6 separate regions of the Homo sapiens genome follow, and regions 1, 3, 4, 5 and 6 are each linked to region 2. A link is a loop called in an ENCODE intact Hi-C map of the cell type or tissue named here. Cell type or tissue: heart left ventricle. All regions are shown on one strand. Links, peaks and the distances in the headings refer to the core of each region. The heading gives the core; the rest is flanking DNA. Region 1 overlaps LOC105370802 (a long non-coding RNA gene). Region 2 has its middle 440 kb from the start of SQOR. Region 3 overlaps LOC105370802 (a long non-coding RNA gene). Region 4 overlaps LOC105370802 (a long non-coding RNA gene). Region 5 overlaps LOC105370802 (a long non-coding RNA gene). Region 6 overlaps LOC105370802 (a long non-coding RNA gene).

Evidence for each region. Hi-C counts contacts between places; a loop is a spot of excess contacts. Peaks named below come from ENCODE experiments on the same cell type or tissue, not always from the same donor. Only the 100,000 strongest peaks of a DNase experiment are listed, where the experiment ranks them.
Region 1: a loop joins it to region 2, with 2.6 times the contacts of the local background. A loop is called at or near these places in 9 of 110 quality-filtered maps.
Region 3: it touches region 2 in a loop (2.4-fold over the local background); 11 of 110 quality-filtered maps call a loop at or near these places.
Region 4: a loop joins it to region 2, with 4 times the contacts of the local background. A loop is called at or near these places in 7 of 110 quality-filtered maps.
Region 5: a loop joins it to region 2, with 2.7 times the contacts of the local background. A loop is called at or near these places in 8 of 110 quality-filtered maps.
Region 6: a loop joins it to region 2, with 2.7 times the contacts of the local background. A loop is called at or near these places in 18 of 110 quality-filtered maps.

The regions. Positions count from the first base shown.
Region 1 is chr15:45,712,241-45,717,598 of GRCh38, reverse strand. The region is part of intron 1 of LOC105370802 (a long non-coding RNA gene); the gene reads right to left. Among named protein-coding and RNA genes, the nearest start is that of SQOR, 80 kb to the right of the region's middle. RefSeq lists an enhancer at 2,394-2,688. In heart left ventricle, for the core only: CTCF peaks have their summits at 1,876 (motif pointing left) and 2,896; a DNase peak (open chromatin) is centred at 2,898.
Region 2 is chr15:46,077,325-46,082,682 of GRCh38, reverse strand. No RefSeq gene overlaps it. Among named protein-coding and RNA genes, the nearest start is that of SQOR, 440 kb to the right of the region's middle. In heart left ventricle, for the core only: no CTCF peak of the experiment used is centred there; a DNase peak (open chromatin) is centred at 2,582.
Region 3 is chr15:45,802,621-45,807,978 of GRCh38, reverse strand. All of the region lies in intron 1 of LOC105370802 (a long non-coding RNA gene), which reads right to left. Among named protein-coding and RNA genes, the nearest start is that of SQOR, 170 kb to the right of the region's middle. In heart left ventricle, for the core only: no CTCF peak of the experiment used is centred there; no DNase peak of the experiment used is centred there.
Region 4 is chr15:45,919,992-45,925,349 of GRCh38, reverse strand. The region is part of intron 2 of LOC105370802 (a long non-coding RNA gene); the gene reads right to left. Among named protein-coding and RNA genes, the nearest start is that of SQOR, 290 kb to the right of the region's middle. RefSeq lists an enhancer at 4,590-5,358. In heart left ventricle, for the core only: no CTCF peak of the experiment used is centred there; no DNase peak of the experiment used is centred there.
Region 5 is chr15:45,912,512-45,917,869 of GRCh38, reverse strand. The region is part of intron 2 of LOC105370802 (a long non-coding RNA gene); the gene reads right to left. Among named protein-coding and RNA genes, the nearest start is that of SQOR, 280 kb to the right of the region's middle. In heart left ventricle, for the core only: no CTCF peak of the experiment used is centred there; no DNase peak of the experiment used is centred there.
Region 6 is chr15:45,793,314-45,798,671 of GRCh38, reverse strand. All of the region lies in intron 1 of LOC105370802 (a long non-coding RNA gene), which reads right to left. Among named protein-coding and RNA genes, the nearest start is that of SQOR, 160 kb to the right of the region's middle. In heart left ventricle, for the core only: CTCF peaks have their summits at 2,829 and 3,032 (motif pointing left); no DNase peak of the experiment used is centred there; H3K27me3 peaks cover 595 bases.

The DNA.
Region 1 (5,358 bases), core at 795-4,794, 360 kb after region 2:
TTCTTTAGCAACAGAACTCTTCGTTTAAATTAAATCTCACACAAAACCATACACAGACAAAAGTAGATTTGTTCTTATTAAAGAGAGAAATGCCAGAGGCCCACCTTGCCTTTGACCTTCACCTCAAGCATCTCATCAGGTCTCTGAGATCTGGAGGGCTGTTTGAACACTAAGAGGAAACCGCTTAGATTGCTTGGGGCCCTATGTAATTGTAGCACTATAATATTGCGATCAATTAACCAACTCTTTTACCCTGATATTCTCAATTATGTTGTGAGTCAACCCCATTCATGCATCCAAACAGGAGGCATCCATTGCCTGAAGGAGGATTCATCCCATGGAATTGCAGAGCCAAATGGTCACATGCTTAGCTTTTGTTTTCAAAGGCGAGGTACAGGTTGAGTTGGTCTGCCTGATGAATGCTGGGCTATACTACGGCAAAACTGAACCAGAAATATCAGTGGATTGGCACAAGAAAAGTTATTTGGGTTGGGCCTCCCCATTCTAGCTTTTAGCAACATCATCTGGAATACAGATCCCCTGAAGGTCAATAAAGAGAGGAAGAGAGAATGGAGAACTCACACTCACTGTTAAATTCCTCAGCCTGTATATCAGTCAGCTAGGGCTGCCATAATAAAATGCTGTAGACTGGGTGGCTCAAACAACAGAAATTTATTTCTCACAGCTCTGGAGGCTGGAAGTCCGAGATCAAGGTGTGAGAGATTTGGTTTCTCCGGAGGCTTCTCTCCGTGGCTTGCCGATGGCCACCTACTCTCTGCATGCTCACATGAAGTGTGCAGATCCCTACTGTTTCTTTCTTTTCTTATAAGGACACCAGTCAATTGGATTAGGGCCTCACCATTATAACCTTAATTACTTGTTTAAAGACTGTCTCCAAATACAATCCCATTGAAGTTAGGGCTTCAATGGGGTTGAGGGGATGGGGTGAGACAATTCAGTCCCTAACAGCCTGGAAATATGAAATACTATTCCCATTCAAATTGTATTGGCTAGAACAGGTCACATGGCTCCACCTAACTACAAGATGGGCTGGTAAGTTTCAACTTCACTTGTGCCAGGGAGGAAAGGAGAACCAGGTATGAGTGAGCACTAGCAATTTTTACCTCACAAGAATATGGTGAAAAGATTTAAGAATATATGTGATTGGGCACAGTTGTTCCCACTCCTAGAATGACAGCAATGAAAGAAAAGTGATGAGGGCAATTCACAAAGGGCCTTTATTTGGAGAGACCATGTGGACAGAAACACAGACAGCATCCAGAGATACACCCCCACGCCCCACCTCCTCTAAGCAGTCACCCCCAGCACCAGGGAGACAAACAGAACTGAGTCAGTGCTACAGATAGTCAGATACTCCAGACTCCATTAGTGTTCTACATGGCCAGAGCTGAGGAGTCACAATAGTCATCCTTCCCTCTGGCATCTGGGCAGGACCTTTGATCAACAGTAGCCAGCACACTGCCCAGTGACCATCCACAGGACTGATGCCCACGTGAGCCCCCAGACTTAGTCATTATCTGACGACTCCAGTGGACAATCCCCCTCCACACACATTCACTCATAACGTAAGGTTCTCAGAGATCCAGAGGCAGAGAGTAGGGATGGTGTAGGAGGGTGGTGGTACCTGGTTCATGGTACTCTGTTACAGCAACAGAAAACAGACGAAGACAGGTCAGTACTCTTTAAATCTTTCTAGGTGGAGGGAAAGAACCTTCATCAGCCATCCTCCTCTCCTGTGGGATTGGAAAAAACAGCTCAAGATTTCCCCTCAGGCCAGGGCAAAACTGAACTAACCTTCTACTTTGAGAGGCACCAAACTAACTCCTGTTAACTCAAGGAAAGCCATAGAGCCATCTACTGGTCACAAGTAAAAGGAGGAAGTCATCTAAAAACAACACAAAAAAGTAAAAATATTCAAATTCATCTTTAATAACTTCACAGAGAAATGTGATAGGAAGCATCCTCTCATTCCCTTCAATATAAATACATGAGAATATTTTCTTAAATATAAGAATATATAAGAGACACCTGAAGTCAGATATGCCTTTAGTAAATGTGTTTAGGGAATTAGCATTGTAATATACTAGGAGGTCATCTAGTCCATAGTTCTTAGGTGCTCTTCAATTCTCTCAATTCTACATGTTCAAAATCTGTAAAAATAAGACACGAAGACACGAATTCATTTTTTAAAACCTGAAACCTGCAAGTTTAATTAAGGAATTCGAGATCCTGCAGTTTGGCTGACAAATGATATAGTCAGCACCCAATTTTCTCCTATTAGGTGATCTGCAGTACACAATCAGAGCCGCTAGGCCAATTTTCCTGAATGGTCATAAAGGTTTTTAACAAAGAAAGAGCTCCAAAAACTTGGGAATGGGATGAGGGCAATAAAGACTTCATTCAACCAGGGGCCCACTTTAAAGGGCAATATTGGATTGAAAAATTGAGCTACATCAGTTAAAGCACCAAACGGCCTTGCTGCTTAAAGATAGCTGATGAGTCATGTTCAACTCAACCTCCCCCTAACCTCCAGAGGCCTAGAATGTGACTCTAATGTAGTTTCTGCTTCCAAGTACAAAACCCAGACAAGACGCCCCGGCAAAGTCTCGGAAGAAACACCTTAGGGTCATTTTCACAGCCTATGAGCATCATTCCAATGCCCAGCCCGAGATATCATGCAGGGTACGGCGAATGCTACATTTGAGCACAGAACGTCTGACCTTCCATTTAGGGTCAGAAATTGGCTAATCTGTTTCTCAGACTTGCTCCACAGAAACTAAACCGACAGATCACGTTTAACTAAAACGATGCCAGACGCCATCCGTTCTCCAAAGAAATCTTCGAGACACGCTGGCCACATGCATCAAGTACACAGCGCCACCTACAGCATTATTGGTGCAATTCACCATCGCCCTCTTCACCGGCCGCACTGGTATCGCAGATACAGCCTGAGAGAATTGCTACATCAGGCAGACAGTATCTGACCTAGACTTTAAACGTCACAGGTATTATGTTTATTTGGGGATGAAAAAAAAAAAAAGAAAAGAACGTGCGATAGCAGGGAGGAGGCTGCGTTGATTGGTTATATGCCTGTCTGCTTTCTTGCTTGTTTCAGGCTAACATCATTGAATTCTAACATGGCAATTCTTTTTTTCCAAGATCTGCTGCAGGGAAAATCATCATGGCACATGTTTACCTATGTAACAAACCTGTACAGCCTGTATATGTACCCTAGGAACTTAAAATATAAAATAAAAAATAAACTTCAAAAAAGATCTGCTGCAGGAATTCACCAGGGTGTCAAATCAATCAGAAATAACCATCAAGAGCAGTTGACATGAAAATATGATGTGAAACTGTCATTCAGTCATCTGCCATCTATGAAATTAGAAAATAAAACCCTAGCTCTAGAATCCTCAAACTTGCAGATGCTGCAGTGGCGTGAGATCATAGCCAAAGGTTCTAGAAAAAGTCACAATCTTTTCACTAACTTCTAAAAGTCCGCCATATTTCCCATCTCTCTCATCTTCACGGGTCCTTTTATTTATGTTTTAATTCAAACTGATCAAGCATCTACTATGTGCTACAGAGATAAGATAGAAAGAGGAATAGATATATATATTATATATAATTATAATATATATAATTTATTATATATATAAATTATAATGCTTCGCAGTATAACTTTATCACTTCAATATAACATGCTGTATATACAGACCCATGTTTTCTACTTGCTTTTTGTTGTTGTTCAGAGAAGGATCACTGGGTCTGGGGCAATCAGAGAAGACGTCATGAGGACTGGAAAACCTTATTTCTTGAAGTTCAAGCTCAAGTATCAACAAGGAAGAAAATGCCAAATAGAAGGAATGATATGAGCGAAGGAGGTGTGAAGGTAGGGAAGTTCTAGATGTGCCCTGTGTAAAATATCGCTTGTGCATCCACACACACAGGTAGAAAGAGAGATAGACACACCCTCAATCACGCACCATTCACTCTATCCCCTTACTCTGCTTTATTCTTTCTCACAACATTTACTATTACCTGATGCATATGTATTTGTGTGATTACTGTCTCTTTCCAGGACAAGCTCCATGACAGCAAGAACTTCATTTCATTCACTGCTCTGTCCTCAGTGCCTAGTTCAGTGCCTGACACATTGCAGCTTCTAGATAAGTATGGAAAGGAGGAAAGGAGGAAGGGAGGAAGGGAGGGATGGAGGGATGGAGGGAGGGAGGGAGGAAAGAAGGAAGGAAGGAAGGAAAAGGAAGGAAAGAAGGAAGGAGGGAAGGAAGGAAGGGAGGGAGGAAGGGAGGGAGGGAGGAAGGAAAAGGAAGGAAGGGAGGGAGGAAGGAAAAGGAAGGAAGGAAGGAAAAGGAAGGAAGGAGGGAAGGAAGGAAGGAAGGAAAAGGAAGGAAGGAGGGAAGGAAAAGGAAGGGAGGGAGGAAGAAAGGAAAAGGAAGGAAGGAAGGGAGGGAGGGAGGGAGGGGAGGGAGGGAGGGAGGGAGGAGAGAAAAAAGAAGGGAGGGAGGGAGGGAGGATGAGAGGATGAGGAGGTGCTCATAACATCCACGGAGAAACACATCAGAGAGTCTTGGGAAACTTGATGGCCAGGGCAAATGGGGACAGAGTGGGGAGCGTCTTGAATGCTGGATGAGAAGCTTGGGTTTTTTCCTGCTTCTTCAAAGATGCCAGCATGGTCAAAAAATAAGGACAGTAGCTATGCTTTTAGAAGATTAATCTGGTGCAAATATTGGATGAATTTTAGGGAAATGAGACTAGAGGTAAAATAGCAGTTACTTTAAAATAGATAATGATAGTGATGGGTTACAGCCATTCAATAAAATGGGAATCAATGAGACCTTAGCGTATAAATAATTAAATAAATAAGTACGAAGTATAAGGTGGGTTTGGAATATCTTGTTTCAGAAAGTAAAGAAGTATTCAAAGATTGATACAGACGTGTCAAAAGGACTTGGGAGCCAGCCTGAAGGGAGTTTCACTGGCCAAATTTGGAAAATTTGACCTTTGAAATAAATAATGATAGTGATGATTTACAATCCATTGGATAAAATGAGAATCTATGAGGCCTTAAAGATATAAATAAACAAGTGGGTGAGAAGGGAAAGCCCTTCCTTACAGTGAATGCCAACTAATAAAAGTAGATAGGATGACAGAAATGGGAGATTATAGATCTTATTCTATGATGTGGCAACCATGATAGAGGAAGATGTCAATAATTGCTAAGGATGGTGGGTAAAGGTTCAGTGAGGAACAGGATATTGGTACAATGCCAGAATATCTCCCTACAAAATACTCATTAATCACAATGGAAAA
Region 2 (5,358 bases), core at 938-4,937:
CTTTGCTTCTTAGGTTTCAGAGTTAAATCAAGGAAACCAAAAAATCTGTAAGCCACAGGAACCAGTACAAATTAATTTGTCCTGGGATAATCAAGAAAGGAGTCACAGAGTGTACTACACTAAAAGAGCTTTAAAAATGAGTATGAGTACAAGTTAGTCTGTAATATTCTCCATACTACCTGTGCTATTGAAAGTGTGGCTGTAAGAACTGCTTATAATTTTTGTTCCAACAAGTGTGAATTCTCTAGAGCAGCACTATCTAACAGAACTTTCTGCAATAATGGAAGTGCTCTGTATTTGTGCTGTCTAAAATGGTAGCCACTAGCCACATGTGGCTATTAAGTACTAGAAATGTGGCTACTGTGACTGAGGAATTTTTAATTTTACTTAATTTTAATTAATTTAAACATAAGTACCCATATGTGGCTAGTGCTTCCCATGTTGGGAGCACATATCTAGAGTTATTCAAATATGGCCTGTTTCAATGCCTTGACATTAGACTAAAGGTGGGAGAGACAGACGGATACCTAGGTGGAAAGTAATGGGTATGAAGGGAGAGGCTTAAACAAGAAGATATTACATGCTTGCTAATGACTCATAATCATTACCCTGAAGGCAGTAATGGTTAGTGGAGAATATTTAACATTATTCCTTTTGAGATTCCTTTAGAAACTTTGAGTATTTTATGTGTGGATAGACACATGACAGATAGGTATGATAGATAGATAGATAGATAGATAGATAGATAGATAGATAGATAGATAGATAGATACAGAGAACTTAGTTTAAGCAATATGTTATGTTGGGAAGACGTTTTATTTATTCAGCATTTTTATAAGAAGAGAGCATTCCTGTATCTATTCTTGCCAAATATTAAAAAAATTACTGACACTTGTTTAAATAGTACTATTGCAATAGGTGTCCAGACTACCACAATAGAAGGGAAAAATTGGGCTAAATCTGAATATAGTAGACAACTGAGGATTTATAGCCAAGAAGCTGGGGGAAAGGGAGGCACAGGATGGAAAATAAGATGAGATGTCAAGGATAAGAAGATTCTTATTAAACCAACTTAACAAGATTCTTGCTGAAGGCAGGCCAGGGTGATCAATTATCACCTAGGGGATGCTGGGAGCTGAGGAATTTGAGCAGATATCAAGGGTGATCAGCATCCTACTCCTCCCTCAATGACTGATTGCCAGCTTGCTGATCATTGTGTCACTAGAGCACCTAACACATAGTGCTAATGAAAAATGCTGTGAGTGGTGAAAAGCTTATTTTTACAAAAAGTTGAATGAAAGAAAGAAGCTGTGATTCTCCACCATGCAGCTTTGACATACCTACCTTTTAGGGTTGCCTTGTGAATAAGAAGCATTTTAAGGATGACTATCAGAGACCCGCCCCCTTTTGCCCCAGCCTCTGAACAAACCGTTTCTTGTTTTTTGTTTTGTTTTGTTTTGTTTTCTTTTGGTGAGACAGTGTCTCACTCTGTCTCCCAGGCTGGAGTGCAGTGGTGCCTTCTCGGCTCACTGCAACCTCTGCCTCCTCAGTTCAAGCAATTCTCCTGCCTCAGCCTCCCGAGTAGCTGGGATTACAGGCACCCCGCTGTTTTTTTTATTTTTAGTAGAGATGGGATTTTGCCATTTTGGCCAGGCTGGTCTCAAACTCCTGACCTCAGGTGATCCACCCACTTCAGCTTCCCAAAGTGCTGGGATGACAGGCGTGAGCCATCACACCTGGCCAAACCTCCCACTTTTTATTCCTCCTCCTGTTACCAGCTCAGCAACTGTTGACTTTATTAGTGACAGCTCATCTCAGCTGCTTCATTGTCTCTAATATTAAGTTCCTAAAAACTTCCTGGCCACTAGGATTGGCTCATTTTAAATAAAGAAACAGGCTACTTTTGTTTTACATTCCCTTGTAGAACCAGCTTAGTGTACAAGGTTAGAAATTAATGGATGAAATATTCATTTTCTATAGCAGATATTCATAAACATGTACTCCCATAGGATACACAGAGCTTTTCAGAAAGCTGTTTAGAACACTTTGTGGCAACTAGTTTACACTGAAGCCAAGCTGGTGAGGATAAATATTTGAGGCCATATTAAAACCTAAAATCTTTAGAGGGTGATACATAAACTTACAGTGGATTAAAAAAATAGTTTGCTTTAATTGTGAATAATGGCTCGGTAGCATTGTAATTTGGAGTAGGGGAGGAAACGGCTGTAGTTTAGAACCAGACATATAATGAAATATCTCTGTATCCTCGTTTTGCTCAAACACTAAAACATGTGGTCAGAAAAAAATGCAAAAGCCCTGAGCAAGATAATGGGATTTCTCTTAATTTGATTTGCTATGGAGAATGCTGGCCTATTTAATAGATCCATGTGGAGTTGCTGTTTATATTTTGGTTTCTAATTAGCATAGTCATTCTGAAGCCTCTAGCTGACTTCCCCGTCCATCTAAATCTAATTTGGCCTTGAGGAGGGTTATTAGAGCAGCACAAGGAGCACAAACAAAGGAAAATGTCTGCCAAACAGCAGGCAGGCTTAATGCATCCGGGGCTAGCGCCGAGGCCAGCAGCCAGACTGGTGTGCGGCGCTGCAAACAGCAGGAGGGGTCTTGCCTGGACAACAAATCAATCACCAGTCTCTCTCCTACCCAACCAAGCCTGCCTCACCCCAGCCTGTGCTGCCTGGCCAAGGCAATTTCATAATGAAAAAGGGATGATATTGAGGGATGTGAAAGCTATAAAGAAAAGATTTAAAATTGATTTTGAAAGTTTCTAAACTAGGCCATAGAATGGATGGTCTGTACTGAAGTAAATGCTTAGTCTCCCTCCTAAAACTCCTTGTAAAGAGTGACATTTCAATTTTCCCTGGCTTTGGGGAGCTTGATTTTTTTTATGGCTCTACAACTCAGCCTTTGAGAAGCACCTTCTAGCAGTGATAATAAAGTATACTGAGTGGGGATATGGACAACATTGATAAAGAGGCACTAATCCTTATTCTCTGTGAAAAATAGTCTGAAAGTAGATTCTATCCCAAAGGGGAAGAAAGAAGAATGCTAAACATGACTAGCAGTGACCTATTTTTCACCAAGCAATTGGAGCGCACGTACATTTTGACTAAAATGTTGTTCATCGAAAAGAGCAAAGGACTTCAGCTCTTTATAAAGGGCATGAAGTACAAACTTAGTTTTATGACGACTCTAAAGAGGAGAGATAATAAAGTTATTTGGAGAAGATTTAGGGGGTCTAATGGCATTGATCTGGCAGGTCCCCTATAGGATCTACATTTGTAGTTAGTGATTTGTCTTAACTGGTTTCTACAACCTTTATAAAGTTGGTAGACGTAGCGTTTAAGGGCTCAGAGAGCCTTGTTCATAAAGGTCTGCAGGAGCACTGATGAGCATAACTTATTGCAAAACTTTCCCCTACTGTGAGGAACAGAATGCTAATGATCTGAATCTGTTCTTTAGCCAGAACAGTGAGAATTATAGCTCCCCCTAGAACACAGGGAGAAGTCTCTAGAATTAAAGTTTGAAAAATGCACTTTTGTCACATTCTGCGTATTGTTTAAATACATGTCCATCAACAATTTATTGTTTTCTGACACTATTAAGAGTTGTAGACACATGAGCTTCACATATCCCTGAGAAAGAGAAATCAGATAATTTTTTAATTAAAAGAAGGTTTGCAACTCATAGGAAATTTTTGCAGTCATGAGAGTGCAGAGGGGAGGTTAGTGAAGAAAAAAGAGATGGAAGCATCTTTTCTAGACAATTATAAATGAAGGAGGACAGAGATTTCAGATGGAAGGTGAAAACATTCAAGATCCTTTGTCCACAAAAATAGTGGTAATATGAACTAAGTACTCTACTGAAAGCTCAAAAACCTTTCCTAATTTTGAACTATTTACTCTTTCTACTCTCCCCTGCTTCAAAAAGAGTTTGCTTCAATCTCACGACCCAGCTGCCCATAAGATAAGGTCAGTTTCCTCACTCCCCTCGGCACCTGTTTCTTCATTAGTCAAAAATTGATTGAATGAATCTCTAAGTGAGGAGGGCCATCTTATGGTGATTTCTCTTTTCCTCTTGATCTCTGTTACAAGTTAAAATGTCTCAAGAGTCAGGCCTATGCTCTCATTTGCTTGCTTCTCACACATTTCCTTAGAAGATTTCTCCAGCAAGTTCAAATACCATCTACAGGCTATATACTAAGCTTTGAGATGCCTGTAACTGTGAGTAGAAATGCCAAGTAGGTGATTAGATAAATAGGTCTGTCAGAAGACGTCTCTATACCTAAAGAAAATATACCTAAAATGGAAACCATAATCTGCTCTGCCATCCCCAAGGGTCAATACCCATAACCTACTCCTCTAGATTCCCAGGCTCAGCAAGACAGCAGCAGCCACTGTTGCTTATGTCAGGAATCTCCACTTAACTCTCTCAGAGAAAGTCTTGACAATTTCCCCAAGCATCTCTGACCTCTGACCACCACCTTCCCCCACCCCACCTCACCAATCCTAGCTACGTCACCTCCCATCCAGACCACTGCACTGGGCTCTAAAATTGCCATTTCTCAGCTCATTCTCTACACAAAATCAGAGAGGCCTGTGCAGTATGTACATGAACCATCACTCGTCTGTTTTAAAACTTTTGGTGGCTCTTGGGGATTTGAACATTTATCCTAATTTGTCCTCGATAACCCACCTGATTTCGTCCTGCCAAACTCTCCTTTTCCATCGTCCCTTGGCTTGGTATGCTTCCTTCACAGTGGCCTTCTTTCAACTCCTCCAACAAGCAAAGGTCTTTTCCACATTGTTCAGTAGTTTGTCTCTAAGGAGCTTCCCAATCCCCCTGCATCCTTCCACCTTTCATTAATGCAACAATTAGTGACCAGTATATAATAGTTGCTCATTAAAGCTGTTTTACAGGTTTTTAATAAATCCAAGTCCTTACTTTCATTGCACTTATAATAATAAAGTAACTAAAAGCTTCGTCAGATGCTGATTAGTTCTACATAAAAAATTAACACAGACTGAGAGAGACAAGGAATGACAGAGAGAGGAAGTGCTGTCATTTTACACTGGGTGATCAGAAAAGGCCTTGCAAAGAAGGTCTCTGACAGAGACATGGAAAGCGTGACAGTGAGCTAATCAGCCATCTTGGTAAAGCATTCCACACAGAGGGAACAGGAAATCAAGATTTGCAGTGGATATACAACACAGCAAGGAGGCCACTGTGGCTGGAACACAGTGAGAGGCAGAGGGCAGTAGGAGACAAGGTCAGCAAGGTGGCTTATTGATCAAGTCAGGTACACCGATGGCTACAGAACTCTGAAAGGCAGATCTCTTG
Region 3 (5,358 bases), core at 642-4,641, 270 kb after region 2:
GCAGGTTACTTAACCTTACTAAGCCTCAGCTTCTTCATCTATAAAATAAAGAAAATAAGTAACTTTCTATGAGGATTGCTGTAAGGATTAAATGAGGTAATTGTATAAAGCACTTAGCATGTGTCTATGGCTCTGCAGATGTTAAATAATAATAGCTCAGCAATAGCACTGCAATAAACTGAATGTTCATGTCCTCCGAAAATTCATATGTTGAAATCTTAACCCTCAAGTTGACGGTATTAGGAGGTGGGGACTTTGGGAGATGAGTAGGTCATTGTGGGGAAGCCCTCATGAATGGTATCAGTGCCCTTATAAAAGAGACACCAGAGAGACCCTAATCCCTTCCACCATGAGAGGACAAAGCAAGAAGACGCCATTTATAAACCAGGAAATGGGCCCTCACCAGACACTGGATCTGCTGGCATCTCAGTCTTGGGACTTTCCAGCCTCCAGAAATGTGAAAATACCTTTCTGTTGTTTATAAGCCACTCAGTTTATGGTATTTTGTTATAGCAGCCCACATGGACTAAGACAAGCACCACTGGAGAAAGCCTTCCATGCCAGTTGTGGTTGCACGACTAATTCTAGAAACAAGGTTGTGGCCACCATTTATAGCTCAGATTTCTTTCCTTGCTAGATTATGCAAAGACTGAAAAAATATCTTCCCATTCTTGTTTTTTTTTAAAAAAACAAAACAAGAAAATTTTTTCTTGTTTAATAGTTTTATTAAAAATTGTATTAAAATTTATTTTTTAAAGAAAATAGGGTTTATTATTTCATTCTAATTATCTTAATCATATTCTGTTTGTGGTGAATAATAACACTTAGGTAGGATCACAATGCAGCTGAAGAGGGAATGGACAGTAATGGTAGACAATAAGTAGAGAGACTGATGAGCACTCTTGCACAGACACTGAGATGTCTTTCCACAGAGTCATTCGGTGTCTCTGCCAATTGCCCCTCCACATCCACTCTCCATCCTTCACTCAGCTCCCTGCCTGGAGGCTGACCTGTCCTCAATATATCAGCATGGCTTGTGTACCTTCTGGCTGTGGTTGGGTTTGGCCATTGGAGGTCCCATACGGGAAATAGGAATACGGAAACAATGAAAGCAAGATCAGTATTTACCTGGATCTCTCCCTGCAGGGTAGCCTCAAGCTGACTGTGCCCCTTGATTTAAAATCGTTTAATCGTCTCAATGTGGTTGACTCAATGTGAGTCTCTCTTTTTTCAGTTTTCAAAAACCATCCTCTCTTCCATCCCTTTGAAACTACAGGTGATAACAGTTTTAATGCTACAAGATTTGGGTTGCTGCACTATAACTAGTGGTTCTCCTCACCAATACTTTTATAATAGTCTCTTTATCAGTGAGCCTCATTGGACTATATTATTTTCAAAGGATCATCCATTTCCTCTTGGAACCCTGTGCTTTGGGTCACTTCTATGTCAGAAGTAAAGTGAACATCCACAGACATGCATATGATAGAACATGCTAGGACAGGTATCTTTGTACATATAGGAAGAGGAGTGTGTGCATGGCAGCAAGGATGAAATGGATTGGAGACAGCAATATAGATGCCCAACATGCCCACTTCCCCATCTACCTTAAACTACTCACCCATGATCTAGACCTTTCTTTGCAAAAGAATGTCAACTGGTTGAGCAAGGTTAGGTTCAACCATTAACAACCTCTAGTTTAACCTGGTGGGACTGTTCTGCTTCCCTAGCTGGGAAATCAAAACTCAAAAATGTGTTATCTGCATGCCTGGGAGACAGAGAAGTGCAGATGTTCAGAAGGCTGAGTAAGGTTAACAGTAAAGAACTAGAGTGAGGAGAATAATGTGTTCCTGCCTTTCCAGTCACCTGTCTTTTGCACCAAGCCTGCCCTTCCTGGGTCCAAGTCATAAAATTCTGTCAAATCTCTACACGTGGGAAATTAAATGCATCTCTGGTCCTTATTCAAAAATAAACAAGAAAATAATACACCCCTGTTTATGCACTTAGTGAATACATGTTATGATTAGCAGTCCAGATGGTAGCAGAAGAGGAGGTGAGCCTGCAAATGTGACCTCCACACTCAACATAAAGATGCTTGTCCTTGAGTGTTGCCCAGTGATCTTGTGCACTAGGCAATCACACCTGAAAACCTTCATCTAAACTAAAGTCATCCCGCTTCTTAGTAGAAGGGAGATCACTCAGAACCAATAAGTCTCCTCAAGTCTCCAGCATCCAGAGATAAGGCCTCCACAGCCAGCGCAGGCAAGGTAAAGAACTACAGCTCTCTCACTGTGTCCTATACAAAAGATGATAAAACATCCAGAGAGAAAAGGAAGGCAGGGTATCTCTGAAAAGGCAGGTTGTGAGAGAGCAATCAAAACACTATGTAGGGGAAGAAAAGGAAGTGGAATTAGGGCTGCAGGCCTCTGCTCCCTAAGCTGGGAGGACAGTAAAGTTCACCCCAATTCCATTTCAGTAAGACTCTTTTTAAGCATCTCCAACTCTTCAATTCTCTATCTTCAATAGCCTTTTCATCTCTCAAGGTCCAGATCAAATGCCTTCTTCTCTGTGGAGGCTTCTCACTCCCAGTCAAAATTAACTGTTCCTTTCTCTACATGCTTTAAAGCACACTAACCCTCTCTTTAGTACTCTATATGTTGTAAGATATGTACGTGTTTGCCTTCCCCAAATCATCTGTGAGCTTGCTAATGACAGGGATCTGTCTCAGTGATTTCTGAGTAAAAACAGGCCCTGGATCATAGTAGAAGAGTATTAAATGTTCACTGAGTTTGACAATAACAGACTTTTGCTACCAACAAGAAATTGACCAGCCCTCCTTCCTTCACCTCACCTCAGCCCCTTTTTCCAGGTATGTCACTGGTGGGAAAATAAGGGTGTCAGCAATACATGTATAGCTGACTGTCACCCTGTCTTATCCCAGGTTGCTCCACTTTTTGAAGCAAGCTTCCCTTCCACAAGACAAGGGCTTGTGGGAACAGAAGTGGGTAGGGGTCTGGGTGCTGGAAAGAGTGAAATAAAAAAGAAGAGAAAGACAAAATCAGGTGTGTTATCAAGCTGGTTCTTTCTTGGGCAATGGGGTTCCCTCTCACTGGGAACACTCTGAAGAATCATGTAGAAAGCACCTCAGAATCATCCCCTGAAGAGAAAGAACAGGGGAGAATGTATCCATATTACCCATTACCTATTGGCCAAGAGCTGCCTATTAGATCTTACCTTTCTCACACTTGATGTGTGTGGCTATGAATGACTGAGCAAATTTCTGCAGGTATCCTAGGTGATGGTACTAAAGATGCCCCAGGACAGAAAGCAAGTGATAAATAGTGCAGCTGAGGTGAGACAGGGTCAGGTTACACCTGAACACAGATGGCTGCCAAAGCAAAAACTAGAATAAAAAAGTGGTCCAAGAGAATCTGAGTGGGTGCACAAGAAGCATTTGATACACACATGCTATGATAATTTTATCAGCCTTTTGTCATTTTTATCCATCTTAGAGAATGTGTCACTAATTCTAGGATTAGTGATTGTTAAATTGTGTTAGGTAAAAAAATAAAAAAATTATTGGCTGATATAACTAGGATTTTCCCAAGTCTCACCAGGCTGCAAGTACAAAGTCATGATAAACATTCAAATTTCAATGGCTCTAACCCTCTATCTAGCCCTCTAGCTTCCTGCGACCTTCTCACAGTTATACCTCCAAGCCTCCAGAGGGCACGGCACATACACACTTAGAAATCAAACTGTCTGTCCACCATGTTCTTCCTCTCCCATTCCAGCCCCTCTTCTGTAGGTCCTTCTGCAAGCAGTCAAACCAAGCCCACCCCAAGACTGCACCATGTTACCTTCCCTGCTCCCAAATCTGCCAGACCCTCCAGTTGCGAAGATAGCACATTTCTTCCCATTCTCCCTGTGCAGGAGCTATACTGTGGTTCATACAGACGTGGGAATATGCTTCTGTACCCCAGTCACACTGGGCTGGGAGAGTACATGTGGTGCTGCTACTGACCAGAGGCTCAGTCATGGAAGACAGTGTCTTCAGCTTCAGCCCTAGTCCAAGGAGCTGGCCTACTCTCTCCCCCTTGTTGTCTCTCCCCAGGGTCCACCACCAGCAACACAGCTCACACAAAATGGCCTCCTTCCTCCTCAAGCCAAAAGTATATACCATCATGCAAATAAATTCAAAAATCCCAGCTGCTGGCAGCCCATCTCAGCAGTGCACTGGACTTGCCTGGGCAGATCTGAACTCCAGCAGTGCCCACAGCCACAGCAGAGGCCATATCCTCACTACCAAAGCAACTATCTGAGAGCTTCTATAAGCCAGCTGTTGTGTGCATTGTGGCTTAGAATTCTGAGGATACAGTTTAGCACTGAAAACTTCTAAGGCTTTTTGTTTTGTTTTTTCCCTTCTACTACAAAGTGAAATCCCACCAGATGTGCTGAGTAGCTTTTATCCTGGCATTCTTTCACATTACTTCACTTTAAACAGAAATGAGGTTTTTGGTTAGAGAAGGTACCTAACCTCAAAGACCCATGTAGTATGAGTAACTCTAAGGCACAACAGGTTTCCTGGGATATGTTTTTAAATGACAAAGTTTCCTAAAAGTAAACTCAGTGGACATTCAACATCAGTCCTCAATTGTGGCTATTAAAAAAAAAAAAAAAAAGGCCAGGTGCAGTGGCTCACGCCTGTAATCCCAGCACTTTGGGAGGCCGAGGTGGGCAGATCACGAGGTCAGGAGATCGAGACGGTGAAACCCCATCTCTACTAAAAATACAAAAAATTAGCTGGGTGTGGTTGCGGGCGCCTGTAGTCCCAGCTACTCGGGAGGCTGAGGCAGGAGAATGGCGTGAACCCAGGAGGCGGAGCTTGCAGTGAGCCGAGATTGCGCCACTGCACTCCAGCCTGGGGGACAGAGTGAGACTCCGTCTCAAAAAAAAAAAAAAAAAAACAAAATGTGCTCACAGTGGCATGCTACAGCGTGGTCCAGCTATTTGAAGAACAATAGCTGATGAAAGCCAAAAGCAAAAGAAAATAGCAATAAAATAAGGTGGCATGTTGACAGCTGAGATCTAGTATGACATCTGTGGGTGGTGCTGTGGCTCCAGGATTAGATTGTTCTCACTTCAAAAGAGACATCCATGAACTCTGTCAATCAGCAACTCAGTCATACATACATAAAACATTTTCCCCTACCACACTCTGTTAAAAAAAAAAAAATCCTTAAAGATGACGCTAAGGAAACATTGTGCAGATCATATATGTCCCAGTAAAAGGCAGCATTTTTCTCCTTGACTAACTTACAAACAGCTTCAATTTTTATCCAACATTTATTGTGCCTCACT
Region 4 (5,358 bases), core at 586-4,585, 160 kb after region 2:
ACGTTGCATTCCCAGCCCTCAATCAACCGTAGAGTGTACAATCTGATTGAAAGAGCCCGATCAAGGCCATTTTCTCTAAAGAGTGGATCCACACGGGTCAAATCATGTGCATTCAATACATATTTGACCAATATTCTGATTCACTGAACTCCACCAGGGAAGAGACAATCTCCCTCTCTAAGGGAAAAAATAAAAGATCCTGAGAAAAATAGTCTGTGGTTTCTTAGTGCAGTAACATTTAGTCACTGAGCTATATAGCAAGTTAAAGGTCTTTTAACCAAGTTGATTTAAAATAAATATCTATGCTTTCCAGAAAGCAGTGTTTTTAGGTTATTCTTATGCCTTATTTCTGAAAACAGTTAACTGAGGCAATTTCTTTTTAATTAAAAAATGCATTTGAAAAAAAAATTACTCCCAACCAGAGCCTGCTTATTTCTTGCTGCCTTTTTAGCTATTATTTTCCTTTATCATTTTGTAGGCGAAATGACACGGCAAAATTTTTTCCAGCATTTACTCAATTTTGTTCAGAGCCACTAAATTTTATATACAATCATATTCCTCTTTTGCTACAGAGAAATCTCATGAATTGCAAAAATGTGAACATTTTGAATTAGAATAAAGATTTCCTCACATCGTTTTCTATATATGGAATCGTCTCATTCTCATCATTCCCTGGTTTTAAAAGAACTGACTATCCCAGATATTGACTGGAATTTTTCTTCATGTAGTTTAGAAGACAACATTATTGATTACACTGGGCTTTTCTTATTTACCACCTTTTCATCTGTGATGGGCCATATGGGTATTCAGTGTTTAGTTATGTGTGTCTAAACTCTTTGAGAAAGACAGTTATTTGTCAGGCTGCAAATACCTAGAGAGCCCATAACAATTTTCTTTCAACAAGCAATCGTTAGGCTTCTTCTGGCTTGGAACGATACGACCCCAGATCCTCCTGGGTGGCACACATGGTCAGAGACAAAATGGCATTAAGAGACTCTGGACCTGACTTGGATAAAAAATGTAGCCCCAATCACCAAAGAGGTCAATTTGTCGGGCAAGATGGCTGCAGCTCCACTCACAAACCCTACTTTTCTTTTTTAAATGGTATGTTTCCTTCCCAAGAGGCTGTCCAAAGAGGAAGACAGGGATGCACACCCAGAAAATGGCCTCGATCGGGTTCTTTCAATCAGATTGTGCACTCCACGGTTAATTGAGGGCTGGGAATGCAACATAAATTAGTTCCACAGCTTAAAATAAGAGAAGTAGATAGTATCTCCATTTTTCAGAGAAAGAAATGGAGGCTTAGAGACGTGAGATAACAAGTGGCAGAGCCCAGATCTGAGTCCCAAGTTGCACCCTGGAGCCCATGTTTGCCCCACTGTGTGAGCAGCCAAGCTGACTTCCCCAGACAATGGGGATCTGCAGCACCACGCAAGGGAACTAGGTTATGACAACTAAGACTCCAGTTTCCAACCTCATGGCCTCTGAAATTCCCTAGGGAAAAGTTTCTGCTGCTGTTCACCTATCCTACTGATAAGGACAGCTACTTAATGAAAGTGAGAAATTATGACTCTACAGCTAGTCTGTCACCTGATGTCCCAGAGAACAGGCTTTTTGTTTGGGAGGAGCAAAAATGACTACATCCTAGAAAAGACCACTCCTGGCCGGGTGCGGTGACTCACGCCTGTAATCCCAGCACTTTGGGAGGCCGAGGCAGGCGGATCACCTGAGGTCGGGAGTTTGAGACCAGCCTGGCCAACATGGTGAAACCCCATCTCTACTGAAAATACAAAAACTACCTGGGTGTAGGGATGGGCACCTGTAATCCCAGCTACTCGGGAGGCTGAGGCAGGAGAATCGCTTGAACCCAGGAGGCGGAGGTTGCGAGTGAGCCGAGATCGTGCCACTGCATTCCAGCCTGGGCAACAGAGTGAGACTCTGTCTCAAAAAAAAAAAAAAAAGAAAAGAAAAGAAAGAAAGAAAAGACCACTCCCAAAGAAATGATATCCTGCCTCCACACCTCCACCACCATCACGAAATTAACAGTACATGTATTCCCTTGGGATTCATCACTCATATTTGAGCATCTACTTTGTGTCAGGTGCTACCAGTGCTGAGGATATAGCAGTGAGCAACACATGTTTCCTCCCTCAAGAACTTGAGGCAGACCAGTGGGGATGACAGAAACAGGTATCACAGTAATGGTGGACACATGGAGGGCCATCTTCCCCAGCTTATTTGGAGAAGGGTGAGAGGGGCTGACACAGGAAGTGATGTCTAAAAGGAGACTGGAAAAGCGAACAGAAGCTCAGTGAGGAGAGAGCAGCTGGGATTGCAGCAGCATGGGTCAGGAAGAGTTCTAGAAAACAGCAAGGACAAAGGTCTGGAAATAAAAGAGAGCCCAGGGAGTTCAGCGTGGGGAGTGGAGAGAAGTTTAGTGATGCTGGAAAGATGAGTTGATGTTAAGTTATATATGGCATCTGCAGCCACAGAAAAAGATTGGGGCAGTGTGGTAGGAGGACAGGATCTGACATCCTGAGCTGGCACCTGAATCAAGGCTATCAAATGGAAACAACAATTTACCCACCTCTAAGCAATGTGGTGAGGAGCTACTGAGCTAACCCATAGAGAATGCTGTGTATAGTGCCTGGCCTATACAAAGTACTGGGTAAAAGGTAGCTATTACCATCATTGTTATTTTATTCTGAGGGTCAGGAGAGCCATGGAGGAGTTTCACAAAGGCAAAGACCATCAATTTACGCTTTAGAAAGGCTGTTCAGGCCAGGTGCCTGTAATCCCAGCACTTTGGGAGGCCAAGGTGGGTGGATCACCTGAGGTCAGGAGTTCGAGACCAGCCTGGCCAACATGGCGAAACCCTGTCTCTACTAAAAATACAAAAAAAATTAGTCGGGCATGGTGGCAGTTGCCTGTGATCCCAGCTACTTGGCAGGCTGAGGCAAGAGATCGCTTGAACCTGGGAGTTGGAGGTTGCAGTTAGCCAAGATCGCTCCATTGCACTCCAGCCTGGGCAACCGAGCAGGACTCTATCTCAAAAAAAAAAAAAAAAAAGAAAGAAAAAAAAGAAAGAAAGGCTGTTTAAGGGACAGTGTGGCAAACACATGTACAAAGGACAAGGCTGAAGGCAGGTGAAACTAACAAGGAAACTCTTGGGCAAGAAACCAATCCCTTCCACATTTCATAGCACAAAGTCAATATTTAAGAATGCCAATTGACTGTACCCAGTAAAGGGAAAACATTTTTTGAGTGCAACATTAAGATACCATCCTCTGTTCATACCTACATGTACTATATATTAGACATAAATTTTGATATCCAGGAGACAAAAGCAAAAGGACCTAGAGTGTAGGGAACCATAGGATGGGGAAGTGGAGGGATCCAGAAGAGCAAGACCACCCTAGATATTTGGGAAGGGAACATTTGGCAGTAGGGTGGGAACAGGGCAGATGGGGCAATGGGAGGTGCTCTCGAACTATATTCTGTCTGCTTCACAGTTTTGCCTTACAGATCTGCATCTTACTGCCTGCTTTTTCAGAAACAGACACCAATTGTCACAGGCTGGGTTCCCCGGCAGACATCTCATTGGCGTTTGTGATGCAAGACACTTATTTGTTAAGAGTCAACACCTGTGAAAGAAAGCATGTGGAAGCAGGACTGAGGAATCAGGAAGTTGCTGAACTGCAACGCAGGCCTAATAAAGTCTTCAGGAAGCTGGCAGGAGGCTCAGAAATGTGTATTGCCAATCTGAGCTGCCTGGTGGGCTGAAACCTCCCTCAGTTATGACAGACCATCCTAGAAAAGGCAGAAACCTGGCCAAGTGACTGTCTCTAGCTGAGAGAGCCCAAAGCAGCTGACAGCTGGAAGCAATCTTGCTGACCACACTCCCCAAAGCCCCACAGCTAAGCAGACGTCCTTCTCAGAAGGACAGCACATATCTGTGTCTACCACACTTTTCCTTCCTACCTTCTGAGAATATTTTTTGAAGAAGGTTTATTTTACTGCTGTCTTTTCCAGGTTATCTTAACTCTGGGATCTTTTCTAAAGAATCATTCTTGTCAGACTGAGAGGCACTTTGTGTTGGAAAACATTGCACTATATACCAATGAAAATTGCATGTTGTAAAAAGATGTGTATTTTGTTCTATGTAAGTTAACTTTGTTAATATGCAAGGAAGGAAGGATCTAAAGAAGTATCTGTCACTCCTTTGACTATAACAGTTGATTCAGTTGATCTGGTTATTTAGAAAGATGCTGGTCCGTGCTTCATAGCTCCTCAGGCCTCCTTCCTGATAGCACAAAGTTGGGCAAAGAGAGGACCATCTGGCCAGGTGTCATGGCTCACGATGCCTGTAATCCCAACACTTTAAGAGGCCGAGGCAGGCGGATCACTTGAGGCCAGGAATTTGAGACCAGCCAGGACAACATGGTAAAACCCCATCTCTACCAAAAAAAAAAAAAGAAAAAAATTAGCTGGGTATGGTGGTGCATGCCTGTAATCCCAGCTACTCAGGAGGCTGAGGAACAAGAATCGCTTGAACCCCAGAGGCAAAGGTTGCAGTGGGCTGAGATTGCTCCACTGCTCTCCCACCTGGGCAACAGAGCGAGATGCCGTCTCAAAAATAAATAAGTAAATAAAAGGACCTTCTTAGAGAGAAAAACTAGCCCTCAATAAAGTTAATCAGTTTTAGCTAGAGCAAACCAGCTAACATTAAGAAGTTGGTCTCTGGCTATAGCTGAGATGTAGATGACACCTAGACAGCAGGGGTGGGAATGGTTTGAGTGTGACCCTCATCTGCTCTTCACTTAATTTAGCCCATGGTGTCAGTACCCAGAGGTCTAGCTCCCAGTTAATACCCTTATCTAGTCCATGGTAGCATAGTCCCAAACTGTACTCTCTAAATTGCTATGATTTATTACCCTGTGAGTCTTCTCCAACCCTCTACCACCATCCCTACTCACTTTCTCTTTAAAATATTCACTAACTAAAATCATTCAATTGGATAGAAATGCATTTTGTCCTGTTCTTTATTGTAAAAAACAAAAGTAAAAAAAAACTTTTAAAAAAAGAAAACTAAAAGAAGTGCCTTTCTGTTTATATGGCTCTTGTCTAATTTCCTAACCATCACCCACAACTCCATTTTGTGGTAGTATTTTTCTTCATTCCACACAGTGATATAAAATGTCGGTGTTGATGAGTCATTTTTCCTCTTCAACTTGTTAACTTCTACAGAGTTCTTATCATGCCAAGCATTCCTTCACAAAATAAAGTCCACAACAGATGACTCATATACCTCTTATTAGAAAGAAAACATCAAAAGGATGAATAAATAAATAAATAAAG
Region 5 (5,358 bases), core at 932-4,931, 160 kb after region 2:
AAGTTTATGAACCAGAAGAACAAAGTCAGAAGGATTACCTAGGTTTCAGGAACCAAGACTGCCAAGGTGTAAAGCACCAGGTGTAAAGCACAGGAGGAAGGCCCAGGACCAGCATCAGGAAGTGAACCCAGAGGGCAGAGGCAAGTTCTTCCCTCACTGTTGGGGACCAGCTGAGTGCCAGGCCCCCAGCTCCTCTTCTCCAAACCTTCCTGCTGTCAGAAACATAAAGGGCACGCAGATATTCATTTAACAAATTCTTCATATGAATTTTTAGAGCAGAATAATGGTTAATCTCTGTTGGATAATGTGCTTCCCCTCATCAAGATGAAAGCTGAATAGGCCATTGTGATTTTCCTCCTCAGCCTTGGATTCTGGTAATTTTCAAGTTAATTTCATTGTTGATTTTCAACAACCATCTTGTCACAGAAACCTGGTAGAATTTTCCTTCTCTCTTTTCTCTGCCTCTTTGTATCCTTATTTCTCACACTTCCTAATGTAACAGGGTTTTTTTTAATCCTTTAACTATCTGAAATCCCTAACTGGGCATGCCTAATAGGCATCCCTATTTTATAACTAGTGGCCTCTTGCCTGATCCTAGTCACAACTCTGAACAGGGAATGTAAACTGCACCTACTGGGGAGATGCATAACCATGAGCTGAGAATTTCTAGTCAAGGATGAGGACTAAGGTTGTATTTACTCTTCTTAATTTCCTGAAATTATTAGATACAATCCAAAAGAATAAAAAATGAAGAAAACTGCATCTAAAATGAAAAATAGAAAATGGCTACAATTCCCAACCCCAGGCTGTGAAGAATACTGTCAAAAGATAGTAAACCTTAGACCCAAACCAGAGATAGTGAAAAACAATTCATACCTCCTTGAGTCTTAATAAGAATGCAGATTTCTTTGAAAATAAGTGGGAGGGACCCATGGGTCCCAGCTTTACCTAGAACGATGAGAAGGAGGACCATGAGGCCATTTGAGGTGGAGGCCATCCTGGAGAAGAGGGGAAGGGTAGAGGAGTCTTGTTACACACGGATGAACAGAGGGAGAACAAGGACTGAAGAAGTACTGTTTTCACCTTTGCTTTTTCCGAGTAAGACTCCTATGCTGAAAACAGCCTGAGATGAGGCAAGGAGGAAAAAAGACCAGAAATAGCAACTAGCTTTGAACTTGCTTACAACATCCAACTAAGCAAAATAAATTAGTACAGAATCATCAAATAGAAGACCTATGAGCCATGGAACTATGCTGCAAATTCACATGGATCCTCTGGCTGGCAATCTGCTTACCTGGAGAGGGAGAGAAGGAAAAGATTACCCCCAAAATTAGAACGATAATTCTAACAGTGATGCTATGATATATATGAAATAGAAGACAATAAAACTACTACCCAAATTTTAAAAACCATTAAAAGCAGCAAGAAAGAAAAAATATATATCTGAAATGCAATGATGTGTACTTTTTGAGACAATTAGGCAAAATGGGGGAAAAAGGACAAAAGAAGATGACAAAGAGAAGATTAGAGATGTGGAAGATGAAAGCAGTTACCTAATATAGAATTGTTATTTTTCGATAAGAGAATGGAATAAATAAGCCCTGAAAAAAGTTCAAAATACAATAAAAGTTGGCAGAGATAAAAGAAAGCCCTAAATCTGCAGTCGCAAAAAAACACACTATGAATTAAGAAAATTTGCAGAAAAAAATAAATCCACTATCTACACGGAAAAAGTAGTCACTTACAAGAGGATAAGGGTCATCAGGTTACTACATTCATTCTCAAGAGGGATGATATTGCCTTCAAGGGGACAAAAATTTATTATTGGGGGAATGAAAATAATATTAGATATTATAATAGTTTGTGGCCTTCTAGAGGACCATAATATATAAATAAATATAGAGCATATCTGTAATATTAAAGGATCTTTGGGTAAGGAGCAATGATGAAAATAGAAACACTGTGTTAGCATGATACATCCACAGAATATTCAATTCCAGGGCAATGTTTACAGAGTCTTCGGAAGACATAACCGTACCCCAACAATTTCAGGCCAACCAATTATCAGCCATAAATACGGTCCTTAGACATGCATATGCAGTCAGGACCTAACAACCATAAGCCCTCATGAGAAAAACGGATACAGAATGAGCCCCAGCCAGCCAAAAGATGACCCAAAGTAAAGAACCAGAAATGGGGAAGCTTTGATATTTAAGGACTGGCGGTGAACAATGGAGCCATTAGAATTTTACAACATTTAATATGTTTTGTAAACTTTGACATTGTGAAAATAAAGAAATTAAAAAGCAAGGTAGTGAGATATGGGTGATGGATGAACAAGGGCATTTATTTCCCTGTATTTCATAGCAAGGAGTCAATAGAGCTAGCCTTAAAAAATATTTACAGTCATAACAGTGACCCCCAGAGGAACTAAAAACCAGATTACAAATCTCTCAAAATGTCAGTAGAAGGGGAGCAACAGAACCAAAATAAAGAAGACATAAACCATATAACCAAAGATGGGAGATTGAAGATGGAAAACTATGGAAGCATTAGAAAGAGAAAACCCCTAAGATGACAGGATTGAAACACACGTTATGAATGTAATATGTATGTTACATGTGTATGTGTAAATACAATAAATTCATCAAAAATTATCAAATTGGATTGAATAAACAAAAACTAGCTGTATGCTTTATATTATTCAAATAGTCATTCATAAAGGTTATAGGTAAAATTATTCATATTACTATTCTTTTTTGCACTTATTTACGTCTTTGCCAGACAGAATTCAAGGCAAAAAATATATTAAACAAGGCCAAAGCACAGTTTATCATCACAAAAACATTCAATCTAGTGATATCAATGAAGACATCACTAATGTTACATTTTACATTCTAATTATTATAACATAAGAATACATAAAGTGTAAAATGCAGAAAATTTAATGAGAATTCTTCAAATAGAGGAGGATTTTGATTTATTTCTCTCAACCTCAAATAGGTTAAATACTCAAAAATTTAGTGAGGATATAAAGAATCTAGAATCTAATTCATTAAATTACATTTTTATAATTCCACATCCTTAAAAAGAGTATAGAACTGTTTTCAAATACTTGTAAAAATATTTACAAAAACTTGGCTATATATTGGGCACAAAATAAACCTCAAAAAACAAATTGTAATAATAGTAATGACCATGCTGTCTGGTTATAATGCAATAAAAGTAGAAATGAGTAACAAAATGAATCACCTGAAAATGCTAACTCATTCTCTAACAATTTATTTAGTTCATGATTCTGTTATTGGCTCCAAAGTTGCAGAATATCTAGAAAATAATAATATTAAATGCACTCAGTTAATAATAAACCATAGTAAACAGCTAAAGCTGTTAACAGTAGAAAAATTGAAGTTCTATACTTATATTACTAAATATTACTAAATAAGAATTCAACTCAATAATTTAAAAGGAATTAAACCTAAGGAGAGCAGAAGGAAAACATTATTTACAATAAAAAGAAATGCATATGTTATAAAACAGAAGACAGAAAGTAGAATTTATCAATATAACCAAAAGGCGATTCTTGGCGGGGGAAGTAATATACATAAATCAGCAGTTAGCCTAAACAAAAATTAAAAAGGAGAAGGCACAAACACAAATAATAACAATGAGACTAAAGGGAGAAAGAAACCTCATCTGCATAAGATATTAAAAAGAATTATGAGTACTTTGTAAAAACTCTATAAAAATAATTTTGAATTTCTAGATGAAATAAATATTTTCTAGGAAATTATAACATCCAAATTGAAAGTATTCTTGATTTATTTCATGACTATAGATTTATCATCTTTCTCTTCTAAGTCAAAGAACAACTACTCCCCACACATCCTACACCCAAGAAAACTAGGTCAAAAAAGATTCAAAAGCTTTTTTTTCCAAATCTCTAAAGAACAAATAATGTGGTATTATTTCAACCCTTTCAAAGCATAGAAAAGAAATACACTTTCCAAATTCAGATCAATTTTGCTAGTTAATGACAATGTAAAAGTCTCTAATATAACATAGGTAAATACAGAACACGAAAAAATGTACCATGACAAATAGGGCTTATTAAGGAATGAAAGGGTTTTTCAACAGCAATTAAAGGCCATGGTCTTCCATCTGACATTGATTACTCCTTCGTTGGGCCAATCTTGTCACTAATCCCCAGCCCTCTAGGTTCATTCCTTACCTGTCTCTTCCCATCATCCCCCACCATAGTCTATACTCCATCTTGTTGACAGAGCTTTCCAACACACATGTCTGTATTTTGTTTTTCCCCTACTTACACTCCATTAGAGATTTTCCACAGCCTTTGGGATAAAGTTTAACTCCTTGATCACAGCACATGAGGGAGGCTCTACCAACCTCTTTAGCCTTGTTTTCAGCCCACACACATGGGGTTGATCCTCTAGCCATTGCAAAATACTTGGAGATCCTCAACTCCTTTTACTTTTTCTTGACTCTCTGTTTTCCCAAGTGCTGTTTCCTCTGCCTAGAACACTTTTCTTCCTCCTCCTATGCCTACTCAGGCATCATCTTCCACTCAAAGAAGGCTTCCCCAGTGCCCCCACTAGGCTGTGTTGGCTTACTTCCCCATCTTTCTAGTAGCACCTTGTGCAGACCTCAGTGGAACTCATCATCATGAATGGGAATTGTTAGTTTGAATGGCAGTCTCCCACTCTACACCCTAACTTCCTTGAAGACAAAGAGCTTTCTATCTTGCACTGAGCATATGCCTGGCATATGGAAGACACTAAATAAATACCAAAGGAATGAGTACTTCCGATTCTGGTAGAAAATCATCTCCAGATCAGGAAAGTCACTGCAAGTGGTTAATGAAATCACCCAGAAATGGGATTACTTTGGGGTCTCTGCTTAAAACTACAATATGCCAGCTTCAGACCATAAGAGATTTTTTTTTTCAGGATTGTCAACATGTGAGAAATAAATCACTATCTCAGAGAATGATGTGTTCTCATGAGGTGTCTTCTTACACATGGGAGGATTAGAGGTAGAATTTCGTAGTTTGAAGGTGATAGAAGGCTAAATACTAAGTAACCCATCTAAAAACTCAGTTTGAAACAAGCACAGATTTATTTGCCATCACTGCATAGCAGCACATCTGTACACCAAGGTCCCCGATTTGCCATTCTAGAAGAGGAGCTTCACACTCAGTATATCACATTGTGGTTTGTTTTGTTTTGTTTTGTTTTGTTTTGTTTTGTTTTGTTTTTTATTGAGACAGCGTCTCACTCTGTTGCCCAGGCTGGAGTGCAGTGGTGCAATCTCAGCTCACTGCAACCTCTGTCTCCTGGG
Region 6 (5,358 bases), core at 838-4,837, 280 kb after region 2:
ATTCTAAGACATACAGACACACACACAAATAAATAAATTCTGACTGAAAATAAGCTGACAATAAAAAATTACAAAACGTAGTAGAAAAAGAGTTACCATAAGGAAGGGTCAGCAGTCATTGCAAAAGGAAAGATTTGTATGATCGATAACATAACAACCTAAAAGAGATTGTTAAATAATTGTGGTTTCAACTAAAAAGATTTGAAACCATAAGGAAAGGACAGGCACTGTGCCAAAAAAAAAAAAAAAAAAAAAAAAAAAAAAAAAATGAGATAACTTCTAGGCCAGACACGGTGGCTCACACCTGTAATTCCAGCATTTATGGAGGCTGAGGCAAGCAGATTACTTGAGGTCAGGAGTTCGAGACCAGCCTGGCCAACATGGCAAAATCCCGCCTCTACTAAAAATACAAAAAGTAGCCAAGTGTGGTGGCAGGCGCCTATAGTCCCAGCTACTGGGGAGGCTGAGGCAGGAGAATCTCCTGAACTCTGGAGGCGGAGGTTGCAGTGAGCTGAGACCATGCCACTGCACTCCAGCCTGGGCGACAGAGCAGGATTCCATCTCAAAAAAAAAAAAAAAAAAAGAAGGAGAGAACTTCTAGAAATGAAAATGATGTAAAACTCAACGAACAGGTTAAAGAGTAAAAATGGCTGAGAACACAGATGTAAAAAAAAATCATTCAAAATGCAGCAATAAGAGATAAAGATATAGAAGATATGAGAGATACTTACATAAATTTAACACAAAAGAAAATAAGAGAGAGAGGTTAAGAGAGTTGAGAAGTTTTAAAATACATCTCATTTAAATTCCAGGAGAGAAATTAGAGTATGAGGTAAAAGCAACAATCAGAATAAAATGTCTGAGAATTTATGAGACTTGATGAAAGACAGGAGTATCAATCAGAGTTTAGGCAGAAAGCACACTCAAACCAGGTAATTGAGAAAGGTTTTTTAATAAGGTGACTTTTTTTGTTGTTGTTTTTGACACAGTCTCGCTCTGTTGCTCAGGCTGGAGTGCAGTGGCGCAGTCCTAGCTCACTGTAACCTTGAGCTCCTGGGCTCAAAGAATTCTCTCACCTCAGCCTCCCAAGTAGCTGGAACTACAGGTACTGTTTTTTGTTTTTTGTTTTTGTTTTTGTTGTTTTTAGAGTCTCGCTCTGTTGTCCAGGCTGGAGGGCAGTAGCACGATCTCAGCTGACTGCAACTTCCACCTCCTGGGTTCAAGCTATTCTCGTGCCTCTGCTCCCGAGTAGCTGGGATTACAGGTGCGCCACCATGCCCAGATAATTTTTGTATTTTTAGTGGAAAGCTTTCACCATTTTGGTCAGGCTGGTCTTGAACTCCTAACCTCACGTGATCCACCCACCTCAGCCTCCCAAAATGCTGGGATTACAGGCGTGAGGCACTGTGCCTGGCTTTTTTTTACTTTTTGTACAGATGAGGGTCTCCCTATGTTGCCCAAGTTGGTCTTGAACTTCTGGCCACAAGAGATCCTCCTGCCTCCACCTCCCAAAGTGCTGGGATTACACGCGTGAGCCACCATACCTGGCCTAAAGCAACTATTTTAAAAGGTGAGAGCAAGGCAAAGGGAAAACAACAAGGGACGGAGGGACCACTGAGAGCAAGGATTCGAAGAGGCAAGGGGAGGGAGAGGCCACCAGAACTCAGAGAAACTGTATGAAGGTTGTCCAGAAGCATAGCTGTGCCCTCAGTGGAGGGACGCATCCAAGCCCTGGTAAACTAGCCGGAGGGAGCCTGGAGAATAACACCTCCACCTCACTCTCCTCACACCCTGGGAGCTTCTGCAGGTGCCTCTCATAGATGAAACTGTACTGAAAGTCAAAGGGCCAGGAAAGATGCAATCCATCCATTAGCTTTCTGGGTTCAGGGCCTGTAGGTGAAGACCCCTTTACCTGAACAGCTCCCTACTATAGCTGTACGGTACTTACCAGTTTTCCATAACTCTGTCCACCTTTATAGATAGTCCCTAGGCATTGTAAATAGGCAGTGTGCCATCTGCTTCCTGCAAGGACTTTGACAGCCTTTATTGATAGGCACACGCACACACACACACGTGTTATATAAGTGGATAGGAGAAGGGAGAGGAAAGAGAGAAACAGGGAGGGGAAAGAGAGCAAGAGAGAGAGAGAGGAGAGACTAAAAATAAGTATACCAAAGTGCAACCATTTTGATCTTTGGGTTTATTTTCCTTTTGCTTACTATATTTTCTAATTCTTTTATAGTGAACATGGAGTATAATGGCACAAAAGATAGATCTTTTAATAATACTGAATCTGTCAAAATTGTGGATTCCTAACCGATTCATTTGCTACTAGACTGACATCATCCCTAACTCAGACTCCCTGTCAGAGCTAAAGACTAAATCAGTGATGTAGCTGTGGGGAAAAAAGAGGGGAGGATTCAAATCAAGTATTAGGCAACAGTTTGTAAGTAGTGAATTATCTTATAAACAGGGTTATATGTATCCTTGCTTAAGCTCAGTAAAATACAATCTCTAAAAAGTGCATGGCTGAGTTTGTGAAGTTGGCATCCAGGCCTGTGAAAGGCAACAAGAAGTCCTATGCAGCCTAGATCGTAGCTTAGGTTTCAGACATGTAAAAATAAATTTTATCCTCATGATTCAACCTGAGGAAACTGATTTTAAAAAAATAAAAACAAAAAAATAAGTTTTGTATTTAAAAAACAACAATAAAATTACATCTCTGACTGTCTAGAATCCTTCAAGAAATGAGGAGCTGAACTTTTACCTTGGCCAAAATTGAAGATGGACATTATGTTCATAAATGCTTGCTAGATTTTTTAAATCTACACACACAGCTAATCATTGCCCGAAACTCAAATATCCATATGATGGAACTTGAGGTGAAATCTGGCTTTTGATGGATTAGAAGGCAGGTCCTCATTTCATCTCTTGCTTCTGTTGCTACCTGGAATGTGACACATTCTTGATTACAGCACAATAAACGGGCTTGGATTCAGAGGAAATAGCGCCATCTACTGCAACACCACTCAAATACTAGTTCACTGTGCTTTCCCCACAAGCCTTTCACTTCATTGTTCTAGCTCAGACTAGCTTGTGAGAATTAACAAGATTTGGGTTGGAGGTTGGAGGGAAGGGAACCATGGCCACAGGCCAACACTTAACTGTATTAAAAATCCCAAGTCTTTAGTGAGAATTATTTGTTATTAACATTGTAATGCTATTAAGCAGGGATAATTGATGGAAGCCATTTTACGAGGCACTCAAATGCAAGTGTCAATTTCTTGGCATTTATATGAGAAATGACATCATCAGCCCAATTCTCTGATGAGGAGTGCAGGAGGATATAAAAGCCAGTAGAGACAGTTATGAGCCCTTGGGTCCTTAACAGCAGCTGCTACTTCCTCACGCCCCTACCCATACCATTGGAGAGATTATTATACCCAAGTCCTACTTTCGTCCTTTATCTGAGATAGCAACTCACATTCAGGTGAGGGAGACAAGAGGAGGCATTGCAGCTACACATATGTTCATCTTAAATTCTGCAAAAAGTAGACTTTTCTACATCTGAAGCAGGACAGAATAATAGGCATAAGTTCAGAGAGCAGGCAAGCCATGGGACTTGGTGGGTCAGGCAGGATCACAGAAGATTCCACTAATAATTGACAGATAGCTTCACAAGAGACCAGCTGTCGGCCCCGTATGAGATGAAATGCAAATACAGCTGTCTTTGGACTTTGGCTCAAACCCTGCTTGGCATGCAAATGCACATGTACCTCTTCCAGCTCTAAAATTCTATGGCAGCTCACTTACACTTACATTAAACCGTGTAATAAACAGAAAACCTGGCTCAGAGCAGCATCAAAACCAGAGTCCCCTGGCCTTTCTCACTCCTTCTTGAATTCCTACCCCATCACTCTGAAGGCTTGAGAAGTTTCTTGCTCAACAGCTACATCTTTGGGTCTACAGAATTGCCTAACTGTATTATTCCTCTTGCTGGATTCTCTTTATTATAAAACTAGAATCTTGGGGGTTGGGGAAAAAAGCCTCAGTGCCTCCACAAAGAAAGTTAATATCTATATTAAGTAATTATTAATGCCACATTTCACACCTTTCACCACTTGGTCTTTCATTCTTCCTGCCCAGTTAAGAGTCACCTCACACTCACACTTTCACCCATTCATTTGTTGGTTTTTCAAACCATCTATGCTAAATTCTACCATCTGGCTGTTTGAGTGCAATGACCTAGTAGCTGGGTTTTATGGATCTCCAACAAAGAGTGAAATACACTGTATTATGTGAGCAAAGTCTTAGACTGTGAATTGGCATGATGCCTTGCTACTTTTCTTGACTCATCTTTGGGTGTTTTACCTAGGAGTAGACTTTGAAGAGTCTATCACACACCCAATGAATCTGCAGCTTGACCTGGTGCTCCTGGCCACTTGTCCATTTCCACATGGGAACAGTTAGACAGAATCACGTATACACTTTTGGGGGTGGGGAAACAAAAACTCAAAAGCCTTCAACTTTCTGTGGTGCTCGGCAGTCCTTCTGGATGTCCCTTTCTCATTCCTCACATCAGCAATTTCTTAAACTTTATCTGCCTTTCTAAGTTTCTTGTCTCACCCCCTCCCTCCTTCTGCACAGAGGGGAAAATGAGGACTTGAGAACTGAGCTCCTTTCATTTCCTCCTCCCCCATCTCCATCTCTTTGCCCCCACTCCTAAACACATCACTGTCCCTGTGACATGTTCCTCCTTTTATCCAGGACTAATCCTTTCACCTGAGCTTCCAGCCTTAGAGACTTGACTCCATCATCATCATCTCTCATGCTTCTCCATCTCTAGAATTTTTTCATTCAGGAGTCTCACAGTTCTCAAATGTGAAAGGGAAAAAAAGAAAAAGAGAGGAAGGACAGAAGGAGGGAAGGAGGGAGGGGAGGGGAGGGAAGGGAAGGGAAAAAAACTTCCTCAAGACAACATCTCCTCTGATTTTCACCAAATCTCTTTCCTCCCCACACAGACAAAATACCCAACAGAGTATGAGGTCTATTTGTGTCTCCATTTCCTCACCAACTGCTCTTTCAGCAACTCAATGCCATCCTGATTCAGCTTCCACCACTGCACTTAAACCTAACTGAGGTGTATTTGTGCCATTGTATGTGTGGTGCATCACACCTGCCTGGTTTATGGTGAAAGCGCCATGAGTGTTAGCATAGAAACAAAACCTCTCTGGCCAATCTCCTCCTAATTGGTAAACCAAGTGGGCACTTTCCAATTTTTCCTTCAATTGACTTTTCTCCACCAGCAGTGCTTCCTCAGACATCTTCTCCCACACTGGCTTCCAAGTCCTTTCCCTC